2 separate regions of the Homo sapiens genome follow, and region 2 is linked to region 1. Evidence: read pairs that join two places in POLR2A ChIA-PET (ENCODE). Cell type or tissue: K562. All regions are shown on one strand. Each heading gives the region's core, and the rest is flanking DNA. Links, peaks and the distances in the headings are about the cores only. Region 1 overlaps MATN1-AS1 (MATN1 antisense RNA 1). Region 2 has its middle 75 kb from the start of NKAIN1.

Region 1 (5,371 bases), core at 101-5,100:
TGTGGCCAGGCAGCTGGGAGGGGGCCACCCGAGGGACAGGAAATAGCTGGGTTTGGGGAAGTCCGCATGGCTAGCCAAGCCAAGCGAGCCCACGATCGCCTGGGCAGCCCTCACTGAGGCCCTATCAATGCCCCGTTTGAGGCTCACACAGGGGTCCTTTGACGGGGCTGCGATGGTTTGGACCCACTGACAGCGCCTGTTTGAGCTTCATGCCTGGAAAGGAGCCGGCCCCAGGACAGAGGGGGCTGCTTCCAGGCCTGGGCAGGTGAGGGCAGCCTGGAGTGGTTGTCTCTTGGAGGGAAAAAAGAGCTGGTAAAATTAAACCTGGGGTGCTAAGCGGGGCAACTTCAGGTTTCTCGGGAGCTGTGATGGTAGCAGGAAGGGTCCCCGTAATTGAGTGGGCCCTTCAGTGTGCTGGCTCCACAAAGCTCCCAGTGGCCTCACGCAGCAGGTGCTGGGTGGTGATCATTCCTGAGGTTCAGGGAGGGGCTGCCTCTGCCCACAGTCACGCATTGGCCAAGGGGCAGACCTGGGCTTGGACTTCAGTCCACCCAAATGGACCTGAGCTTGTCTCTCTAGACCTTTCTGGGTAACCTCGCCCTTCCTCTGGGAATTTCTACCTCACAAGGCCCTCATTTAATTCCTATTCCAGGCTCTGAGCCCTCTTGGGAGGGCCCTGGCAGAAGCAGGAGGCCTCAGAGGCAGCAGGGAGCTTTTGGATGTTGCGGACCCTCGGATGGTGGTGCCCAGCTCTGAGCAGAGGATGCGAAACGGGGGATGGCAAAGGATGCATCGCGTTTTGGTGGGGCTAGATTTGCGCTTCCTTGGGGGACATATAATGGGAGGTGCTCAGGAAGCAGCTGGGTCTCTAGGTCTGGAGTTTAGGAGAGCGAGGAGGGAGGCAGGTTGAGATGTGAGTGCTATCTTTGGACATGTGGGTGGGATATCAGGTTGGGCTGGTATCACCCAGGTGTTAACCCATCAGAAGGATGTGCTGCTGCTCCGTGGCCTCCCCAGACAGGCCGGCAGATGAAAGCACACGCCTCCTCACCCTGGATTCCAGTTTGGCTGACCATGCGTGGGGCCTGAGACCAAGATAGCACATGGGAGGTGTCATGAACCACATGTGACACCTCAGATCATGGGGTCTGTGGCCCGAATGGGGCCTGGGCAGGAGGAGCAGCCCAGCTGCACTGCAGGCTCCTGGATGGGGCGATGAGCATGGCCACTTTGCAGGTGAGGAATCTGCCCTGTGACTGTGGGCCCCTCCACATCTCTGCCTGACTTTTGGGAAGACCAGAGATTCATGTCCAATCCGGTACTCTGGCAGTGTCTCCAATTTGCAATGAAACCGTTTAAGTGTCAAGAAAAGCAGTCAGGTTAAAGGAAGTCAGGGGCAGGACCCACCCTCGGGTTCTCCTTGGGTCTTTGGGTGGCAGCAGGGCCTCTGCGGAGGGTATAAGCAGCAGCCACTGTGTGTCTCTGCAGCCACAGGCCTTGCCCGCTGCCCTCCCGGATGGGCTCTCTGGGAACCAGTGCTCACATTCCAGTCTGTCTCCCGGGTCCCAGGAAGAAGTCTCCCTAATTAGCCACCAAGAGCACGCCGATGGTCAGTGGGCATAGCAGAGAGCTGCTGGCACGAGGGAGCCACAGTTCTAAATAAATAAACAACATCCACCTGGGAAACAATTTTGCTGCCATCTCAGTGGCCCAGATAGTCGAACAGAACACTCGCCTGCTGCTTCCTCTGCTCTATGTGCTGGGAGGACATGCGAGGCTGGAAAACAGCTGGGCCAAGGCCTGGAGATGTGACCGGGTATCCTGAGAAAAGGACTTGGGTGCAGGTAGCTTATTTGGGAGGTGATCCCAGGAAATACAGTGAGGGGAAGTGAGGTGGGGACAGGATAAAAGCCAATACAATGTGCATGAATAAGCTGGTCACCTCTGTGGGCAACCGCGGCTCACTCCTGCTGGGGACCTTCTGAGGAACGGCGAGGAGCGTGTCTCAGAACTGTTCAATGGGGGATGGGGACGTTGGGGTCTTCTGATCCCTGCAGGTTGCGGGTTATACCTGGGGATGTTAAATCCCCAGGCTGCCTGGCCCACTGCTTGCGTCCCTGGGAACTGCCTGCAGCTGTAGGTGAGCTGAACCCACAGTGGGCTGAAGGGCCATGGGTTGGGGCATTAACTGGGCCAGCTAGAGTTCCCAGTGCTAAACCTGAGCCCGCTCCTCCAGATGCTCATTTCTTCTTCCAGTGTGATTGATTACAGGGGCCATTCCCCGTGGGAAGCTCTCGCAGTCGCTCCTGGGGTGAGGGCTGACCCTCTGGCCCCGAGAAGGCACGTAGCAGGGGTGGACCTTGTATTTTTAACAACCAGGTGAGTAGCATGGGTGGCCAGGTGTAGATGACCTTTGAGTTTCCTTCAGAGTCTGAGCTTCAGGGTTTCACATTTCCCTACAAATAAAATGGGTCACCATGCATTGAGTGCAAACTCTGATAGGGAGCTAGTGAGAGGGCTGGAGTCTATCTGGGAGGCTCTGAAAACAGGAGAGTGACTCATTCAGTGCTAGAGAAGAGAGGGAGATGGTGGGAGGGGAGGAGAGGGGGAGAAAGGGAAAGACTAGAGAAGAGAGGGAGAGGGAGGGAGGGAAGGAGAGGGAGAGAAAGAGAAAGACTGACAATGGCCTGGAAGGTGGAAGGAAGCTGACAGTGAAGAGCTTTAAATGCCAGCCAAGTCTGAATTTCCATCTAGAGGTGATCCAGTGCTAACAAAGGCTTTCCCCCCGGCAATGGTGACAGAGACTGTCACTGCTAACTAAATGCCATATCCTGGCCCTGGGCATCCAGGTAGAGTCAGGTAATGTGTACTCCTTCTCTGAGGCAGTTAAGAGAGATGCTTGCTGTCTCTCTCTTGTCCACATGGCCTGAGACAAGGACTTGGAAATGGTGGAGGCAGCTTTGGAGAGGGCCTATGTGGGGGGCACCCACCTGGCACTGGACGGTGCTAGGAGAGAGAAGCAAACCCTGTATTAAGCCATTGTGATTTGGGGGGCATGTCTGCTATTGCAACATAGCCTATCCTAGCCTGACTGATAAAAGAAGGCGTTGTAAAAATAATAAGCATTGGCCTGTCACGGTAGCTCACGCCTGTAATCTCAGCGATTTGGGAGGCCAATGTGGGCAGATCACTTGAGCTCAAGAGTTCGAGACTAACCTGGGCAACACGGTGAAACCCTGTCTCTACAAAAAAAAAAAATTCACTGGGCATGGTGGTGAACACCTATGGCCCCAGCTACTCAGGAGGCTGAGGTGGGAAGATCACCTGAAACCGGGAGGTCGAGGCTGCAGTGAGCTGTGATTGTGCCACCGCGCTCCAGCCTGGGTAACAGAGTGAGACCCCATCCTAAAAAAAAAAAAAAAAAAAAAAAAAGGAAAAAACTAAAACAAAAAGCCCAATACGCTTGATGTAGCATTCACTGCATTTCTTCCTTACAACCTTCCTGTGGCATTAGCATTAGGATTCCAATGCTACTGACATGAAACAGGCAGAAAAAGGAGGGATTTACCGGAAGTCACCATGGCTGGCCTGTGACAGAGGGGGACTCAAGCCCAGCTCTCTTTGATTCTAAAGCCGTTTCACTTCACAGGATTCCTCAAAGTCTGTCGTGCATGCCACTGGCAGAAAACAAGAAAATTTTCAGTGATATGTGGATGAAAAAGCTAAATTTAATTAGTTTTGAATTTATTTGAATTTTATATTGAATGAGTGTTTATTGGAATAAATAAATAAACCGTACATCAAACCAGTGATTTCATGGCTATTATTTCTTATAAGGCAGAGAAATTTTTAAGAAGTGAGTTGGTTTAGAGTGAATTAAACAAAAAGATTAAATAAATACTGGTAAAGGCGTATATGGATACTGCCAAACAGCTGATGGTGGGCAAAGAGTGAAGGGGGCAGGCTGCCCCGGCTGATGTTGCATTTGTGTTAGCTAGGTCATTGCGAGATAACCAGGTTTGCTCTTTAGGGAAAGAGCTGATCCTGGGAGCACTGGGGAGGGAGTCCTGTGTGCTTCCCACTGAACCACACTGCCCAGGGGCCTCTCCGTGGATCACAGATGCTCTCTCTTGCATGAAACACTAACGGCTTTAAGTTTCTGGAAGCCCGAGGGATGTGAAAACAGGAGGAGGGAACAGCAGAGCCCTTCACAGCTGCCTGTTTGACTTGTGAGCAACCTTGCAGAAGGCCCCTTCGTGCATTTTTTTTTCCTTCTGGCTCATACCGGACACACTGTTCTCAATTTTGAGTCCTGGGGAAAAATGTTTCACATTTAAAAAACACAAATATTGATTTTCTTTCCTTAATGTATATGCTGAACTTTTAGATCTCCTCTCCACCACCGCCCCCAGGCCTTGCCCCTGTTATAGAATGCCAAAGCTGCCTTTTTTTTTTTTCTGGTGGTGTTCGGGGGGGGACCCATCTCTGTTCCTGAAAAGTTACCTGTAGTGTATTTCTGCAGCTCTGCTAATGAGCGGAGAAGTGACACAGAGAAGGCGCCTGTGTTCTTCCGAGGAGCCCATAGAACTGCCATTCAGAGGTGGAGCTGAAAGGGCTGTTTCATGGGCCAGCTGCTGCCCAGCTAACGGAGCCTTGTGCCCTGAGCCCTGGACACAGCCCTGGCCGTCAGGGGGGTTGGGGTGGGGGGAGCAGTTGGTGAGGAGACCCCAGCTCACGTTCTCCTCGTTCACCTCCAGCATGGCACGAGGACAGCATTGCGTTTCTCACCGCTGGTCACCGTGGATGGCCCTTGTGTGACCCTGGGTGGTTTATAGGGAAATGGAACAGGTTCGTAGTTAGTTTTCATTCATTCCTTCATTTGCTTACCAGAGATCCTGTGCCAGGCACCATGCTGGGTCCCAGGGATTCAGTGGTGACTGAGACGGGCAAGCCCCCTGCTCGGAGGGAGCTCACGTCCTTGGGGAGACAGGTAACACCTTAATTACACCATTTTGGGAAGGGAGAGGCACCACCATCATCACACCTTGCAGCATCTCTGGAGAAGAATTCGACTTCAAAGTTGTAGCAGAAAAAGGAATCAGCAGCTTCAAGTGGTTTTTGGAATTGGGGAGGGCAGTGAATTAGGCACACATGAAATATAAGGGGAAAAAGTCAGAAGGCAATGCTCTTAACCTCCTCCTTCTCTAACACTGGTGCAAAGGGGAGTGAGGCCTGAGCTTTAGGCTTGGCTCTGCCCCTAAACTGGCTGGTGGCTTCGGGTAAGTCAGTGAACCTCTCTGGGCCTCAGTTTCTCCATCTGACAAATGGGCCAAGAGACTCAAATCTGCTGACTTCACAGGTTTGTTGGGTG
Region 2 (5,371 bases), core at 234-5,233, 440 kb before region 1:
TTGGGAATTTCAGAATTAGAAGGAACCTGATACCGTTGAGTGGAAACCCCATGGCATCTCCTAATAATAGTAATGGCCAGCATTTTCAGAATGCTGAAATTGCCAGCACTGTGCTAAGCACTGTGATTAGACTGTCCAATTTAATCCTCACAATGACCCAAAGAGGTAGATACTATTATTATCTGCAGTTCATAACTGAGGAAACTGAGACTCCGAGAGGTCAAGTACCATGTCCAAGGTCACACAGTAAGTTGTAGGGCTAGGACCTAAATCAAGATCTTTCTGACGTAAAATCCTGTGCTTTTAACCTCTGCACTGTACTACATCTACATTGGTAAGTGGCCCTGTGGCCTCAATTTGCACAACTGAAGTGACAGAAAGCCTGCCACCTCTCTGGCAAGGACACAGAGGCTGTGGGGTCTTTCACAAACATCCCAGTCCTGGAAAAGCCACCAGCCTAACTGAAGCAAGAGGTCAATAGACGAAAGACACTAACTGTGTTTTTTGGTTTGTTTGTTTGTTTTTTTGTTTTTTGAGATGGAATTTCACTCTAGTTGCTTAGGCTGGAGTGCAATGGTGCGATCTCAGCTCACTGCAACCTCCACCTCTCAGGTTCAGGCTATTCTCCTGCCTCAGCCTCCCGAGTAGCTGGGATTACAGGCACCTACCACTATGCCCAGCTGATTTTTGTATTTTTAGTAGAGACACGGTTTCACCATGCTGGCGAGGCTGGTCTCAAACTCCTAACCTTAGGTGAGCCGCCTGCCTCGGCCTCCCAAAGTGCTGGGGTTACAGGCGTGAGCCACCGCGCCCAGCCCTAACTGTGTTTTAAGCCAGTAAGCATTTACTGAATATACCTTCAATACCATCTGCCCAAAGAGCTCTGGTTAGAGGCAGGACAACCAGCCCTGTTAACAGCACGGCTGGTGGCTGCAGGGGCTACAGGGAGGAGCGACCTCTCCTGGGTGGGGAGTCAGGAGAGGCTTCCTGGTGTGACCCAGAGGGAAGGGCGTGCATTACTTTAGATCAGAGTTTCACAAGCTCAGCAGTGCTGCCATTTGGAGCTGGGTAGTTCCTGGTTGTGAGAGGCCATCCTGTGTTACTGGAGGACGTTTAACAGCATCCCTAGGCTCTAGCCACAACACGCACCCCCCACCCCTGGTTGTGACAACCAAAAATGTCTCCAGACATTGCCAAATGACCCTGGAGGACAACACTCACACTTGAGAACCACTGTTCTAGGCAGAGGAAAGACAGTTAGTAAAGTTACCATGAAGGAAAAGTGAGCCTTTAGATCTTGAGCCTTATTTTTCAAATCTGTAAAATGACATAATATATCAGAGCTACTGTGATAATTAAGGAGAATGTTTATAAGCCACCTGACACATAGTATGTCCCCAATAAACATTAGTTCTTTTCTACTACAGGACAATGACAACCCCTGACCCCTGGTCTTAACAAAAACTAGACTGTGACCTTTGAGCTTCAAACTAGGGCCTCAGTGTCTCTGCCTGTAAAATGGTGTTTGAGTTAAAGTGGAGAATGTAAACTAGATCAGCATTCCCACCTTTTTTTTTTTTTCCTGAGATGGAGTCTCGCTCTGTTACTCAGGCTGGAGTACAGTGGTGCGATCTCGGCTCACTGCAACCTCCCCCTCCTGGGTTCAAGATATTCTCCTGCCTCAGCCTCCCCAGTAGCTGGGATTACAGGTGTCTGCCACCATGCCCAGCTAATTTTTGTATTTTTAGTAGAGACAGGGTTTCGCCGTGTTGGCCAGGCTAGTCTTGAACACCTGACTTTAGATGATCCACCTGCCTCGGCCTCCCAAAGTGCTGGGATTACAGGCATGAACCACTGCACCCGGCCACTCCCACCTTTTTTTTTTTTTTGAGATAGGATTTTGCTCTCTTGCCCAGGTTGGAGTGCAGTGGCACAATCATGGCTCACTGCAGCCTCGACCTCCTGGGCTCAAGTGATCTACCTCAGCCTCCCGAGTAGCTGGAACTACAAGTGTGCACCACCACACCCAGTTAATTTTTTTCTTTCTGTAAAGATGGGGTTTCACCAGGTTTCCCAGGCTGGTCTCGACCTCCTGGGTTCAAGCAATCTTCCCATCTCGGCCTTGTTGTGCTGGGATTACACGCATGAGCCACCTTGCTCAGCTGCTCCCCACTTTCTACCATCCACAACCAGGTCCCATTTTTAAAAACAGAGTATTGGTTAAGAGTTAATTAGTTTTCCATTTGCCAACAACAGCTGTCCCAGCAGCTCTGCTGGGCAGGACACACTATGTGACATCCTAGAGAGCTGATGATAGCCCCCAACAGAGATTCTTCTGTGGGCCTGAGCAACCTCTTCCCATTTAACTATGGGATGGTTCTCTGGATTTCAGAAACATCACACTGGCATGAGGACCCCAGTCTGCCATCACAGGTTACCAAATATTAGATTAAGAACCACAGCTTTGGCTGGGTGTGGTGGCTCACGCTTGTAATCCCAGTACTTTGGGAGGCTGAGGTGGGTAGATCACGAGGTCAGGAGATCGAGACCATCCTGGCTAACACGGTGAAACCCTGTCTCCACTAAAAATACAAAAAATTAGCTGGGCATGGTGGGGGGCACCTGTAGTCCCAGCTACTCCAGAGGCTGAGGCAGGAGAATTGCTTGAACCTGGGAGGTGGAGGTTGCAGTGAGCTGAGATCATGCCACTGCACTCCAGCCTGGGAGACAGTGAGACTCTGTCTCAAAAAAAAAAAAAAGAATCAGAGCTTTAGTGGCCGGGCACAGTGGCTCATGCCTGTAATCCCAGCACTTTGAGAGGCTGAGGTGGGTGGATCACCTGAGGCCAGGAGTTCAAGACCAGCCTCTCCAACATGGCGAAACCCTGTCTCTACTAAAAATACAAAAATTAGCTGGGCATGGTGGCAGATACCTATAATCCCAGCTACTTGGGAGGCTGAGGCACAAGAATCGCTTGAACTCAAGAGGTGGAGGTTTCAGTGAGCCAAGATCATGGCATTGCACTCCAGCCTGGGCAACATGAGCGAAACTCTCTCTCAAAAAAAAAAAAAACACAGCTTGGGCTGGGGGTGGAGGGGTGGGGGTGACTCACACCTGTAATCCCAGCACTTTGGGAGGCTAAGGCGGTCAGATTGCTTAAGTCCAGGAATTCAAGACCAGCCTGGGCAACATGGTGAAACCCTGTCTCTCTGAAAAAATACCAAAAAATTAGCTGGGTGTGGTGGCACATCCCTGTAGTCGGAGCTACTCAGGAGGCTGAGGTGGGAGAATCACCTAAGCCCGGGAGGTTGAGGCTGAAGTGAGCTGAGGTGGTGCCACTGCACTCCAGCCTGGGCAACTGGGGTGAGACCCTGTCTCAAAAAATAATAAAATAAAATAAAATAACCACAGCTTGGTTGGTGATCTGTGACGAGACAGCAGGGGTCCCAAGCCCCCAACACCAGTGCCAACAAGCCCTGCAGCTACTGCTATTTGAATGCCCACTCTGTGCCAGACACTAGGCTGGAGTTTCACATTCGCCGCTGGCTCTTTCACTGATATCCATTTCACAGACAGGAAAACTGAGTTTTGAGCAATGACGTCACCTGCCGATGGACACCAGCTTTTTTTTTTTTTTTTTTGAGACGTAGTCTTGCTTTGTTGCCCAGGCTGGAGTGCAGTGGCGCCATCTCAGCTCACTGCAACCTCCATCTCCCAAGTTCAAGCAATTCTCCTGCCTCATCCTCCCAAGCAGCTGGGACGACAGGCGCATGCCACCACACCCGGCTAACTGTTGCATTTTTAGTAGAGACGGGGTTTCACCATGTTGGCCAAGCTGGTCTCAAACTCCTGACCTCAGGCAATCCACTCGCCTAGGCTTCCCAAAGTTCTGGGATTACAGGTGTAGCCGCCACGCCCGGTCGACACTGACTTTCAAACCCTCTCACCCTCCAGAGCGAACACACCCTGAATGCATCTCTGTCCCCCTCAGTATCCTGCCCTTGTGTCCAGAGAGAGTCCTTGGTGTGACAAGAGGTCTACACAGGTGGGGGGAATAAAACTCTGGGAGCCCAGCAAGGCAGATTGTTGCTGACAGGAGGAAAATAATCAACATTAAACCCTTACCAAGTCCTTACAACATGCCAGATGGACATTAACTCTCTGAATCTTCACAGCATCCTATTTTATAGATGAGGAAACGGAGGCACAGAGAAATTAAGAAAAATAAGGCCAGGCACGGTTTTAATCTCAGCATTTTGGGAGGCTGAGGCAGGAGATCACTTGAGCCCAGGAACTTGAGACTTGCCTAGGCAACATTGCAAAAACCTATCTCTACAAAAATACAAAAATTAGCGCCTGCCCGTAATTTCAGCTTTTGGGGAGCCTAAGGTGGGAGGATCACCTGAGCCCGGGAAAGTCGAGGCTGCGGTGAGCTGTGATCGTGCCACTGCATTCCGGCCTGGGCAACTAAGTGAGATCCTGTCTCAGTGAGAAAAGAAAAATGACACACACACACACACACACACACACACACACACACACACACACACAAAAGAAAAATGACACAGGTGGTAAATTTCCTAGAAAATAACCCGTTTGTTGAGCATCTGGCTGGGCATTTTTCCTAAGTGATATTGTTCAACCTCCCTACTATCTCCAGCAGAGGTATGGCCCGTGTTTACCATCGCTATCTCTTCCCTGTCTACACAATCTTAATCCGACTCAAATATCTCACTCTGCTCTTTCCATCAGAACACCAAAGAGAATGGGTGTCACAGCGACACCTGCTGGCTGGCGCTATATCTCCGCTGCCCCTAGACTTTTGTTTTGTTTTGTTTTCCAAAACGGAGTTTCGCTCTTGTTGCCCAGGCTGGAATGCAGTGGCGCAATCTCGGCTCACTGCAACCTCCGCCTCCCAGGTTCAAGAGGTTCTTCTGCCTCAGCCTCCTGAGTAGCTGGGATTATAGGCGCCTGCCACCACACCCAGCTAATTTTTGTGTTGTTAGTAGAGACAGGGTTTCACCATGTTGGCCAGGCTGGCCTCGAACTCCTGCCCTCAGGTGATCTGCCCACCTCGGCCTCCCAAAGTGCTGGGATTACAGGTGTGAGCCACCGTGCCCAGACTTTTTTTTTTTTAGAAGGAATTTCACGCTATCAGCTGGGCTGGAATGCAGTGGTGCAATCTCAGCTCACTGCAACCTCCGCCTCCCGGGTTCAAGCGATTCTCCTGCCTCAGCCTCTCAAGTAGCTGGGATTACAGGCGCCCGCCATTATGCCCAGCTAATTTTTTTGTATTTTTAGTAGAGACAGGGTTTCACCACATTGGCCAGGCTGGTCTCAAACTCCTGACCTCGTGATTCACCTGCCTCAG

The links. Peaks named below come from ENCODE experiments on the same cell type or tissue, not always from the same donor. Only the 100,000 strongest peaks of a DNase experiment are listed, where the experiment ranks them.
Region 2: POLR2A ChIA-PET joins it to region 1 with 7 read pairs; 3 of 35 experiments call an interaction of 5 or more read pairs at or near these places.

Annotation. Positions count from the first base shown.
Region 1 is chr1:30,725,184-30,730,554 of GRCh38, reverse strand. It overlaps MATN1-AS1 (MATN1 antisense RNA 1), which reads right to left. Exons shown (of 4, transcript NR_034182.1): 3 at 4,504-4,820; 4 at 3,809-4,312. Among named protein-coding and RNA genes, the nearest start is that of MATN1, 4.3 kb to the right of the region's middle. RefSeq lists enhancers at 1-62, 213-342. In K562, for the core only: no CTCF peak of the experiment used is centred there; a DNase peak (open chromatin) is centred at 2,544.
Region 2 is chr1:31,162,270-31,167,640 of GRCh38, reverse strand. No RefSeq gene overlaps it. Among named protein-coding and RNA genes, the nearest start is that of NKAIN1, 75 kb to the left of the region's middle. RefSeq lists enhancers at 264-763, 3,330-3,829. In K562, for the core only: a CTCF peak has its summit at 4,773 (motif pointing left); a DNase peak (open chromatin) is centred at 4,750.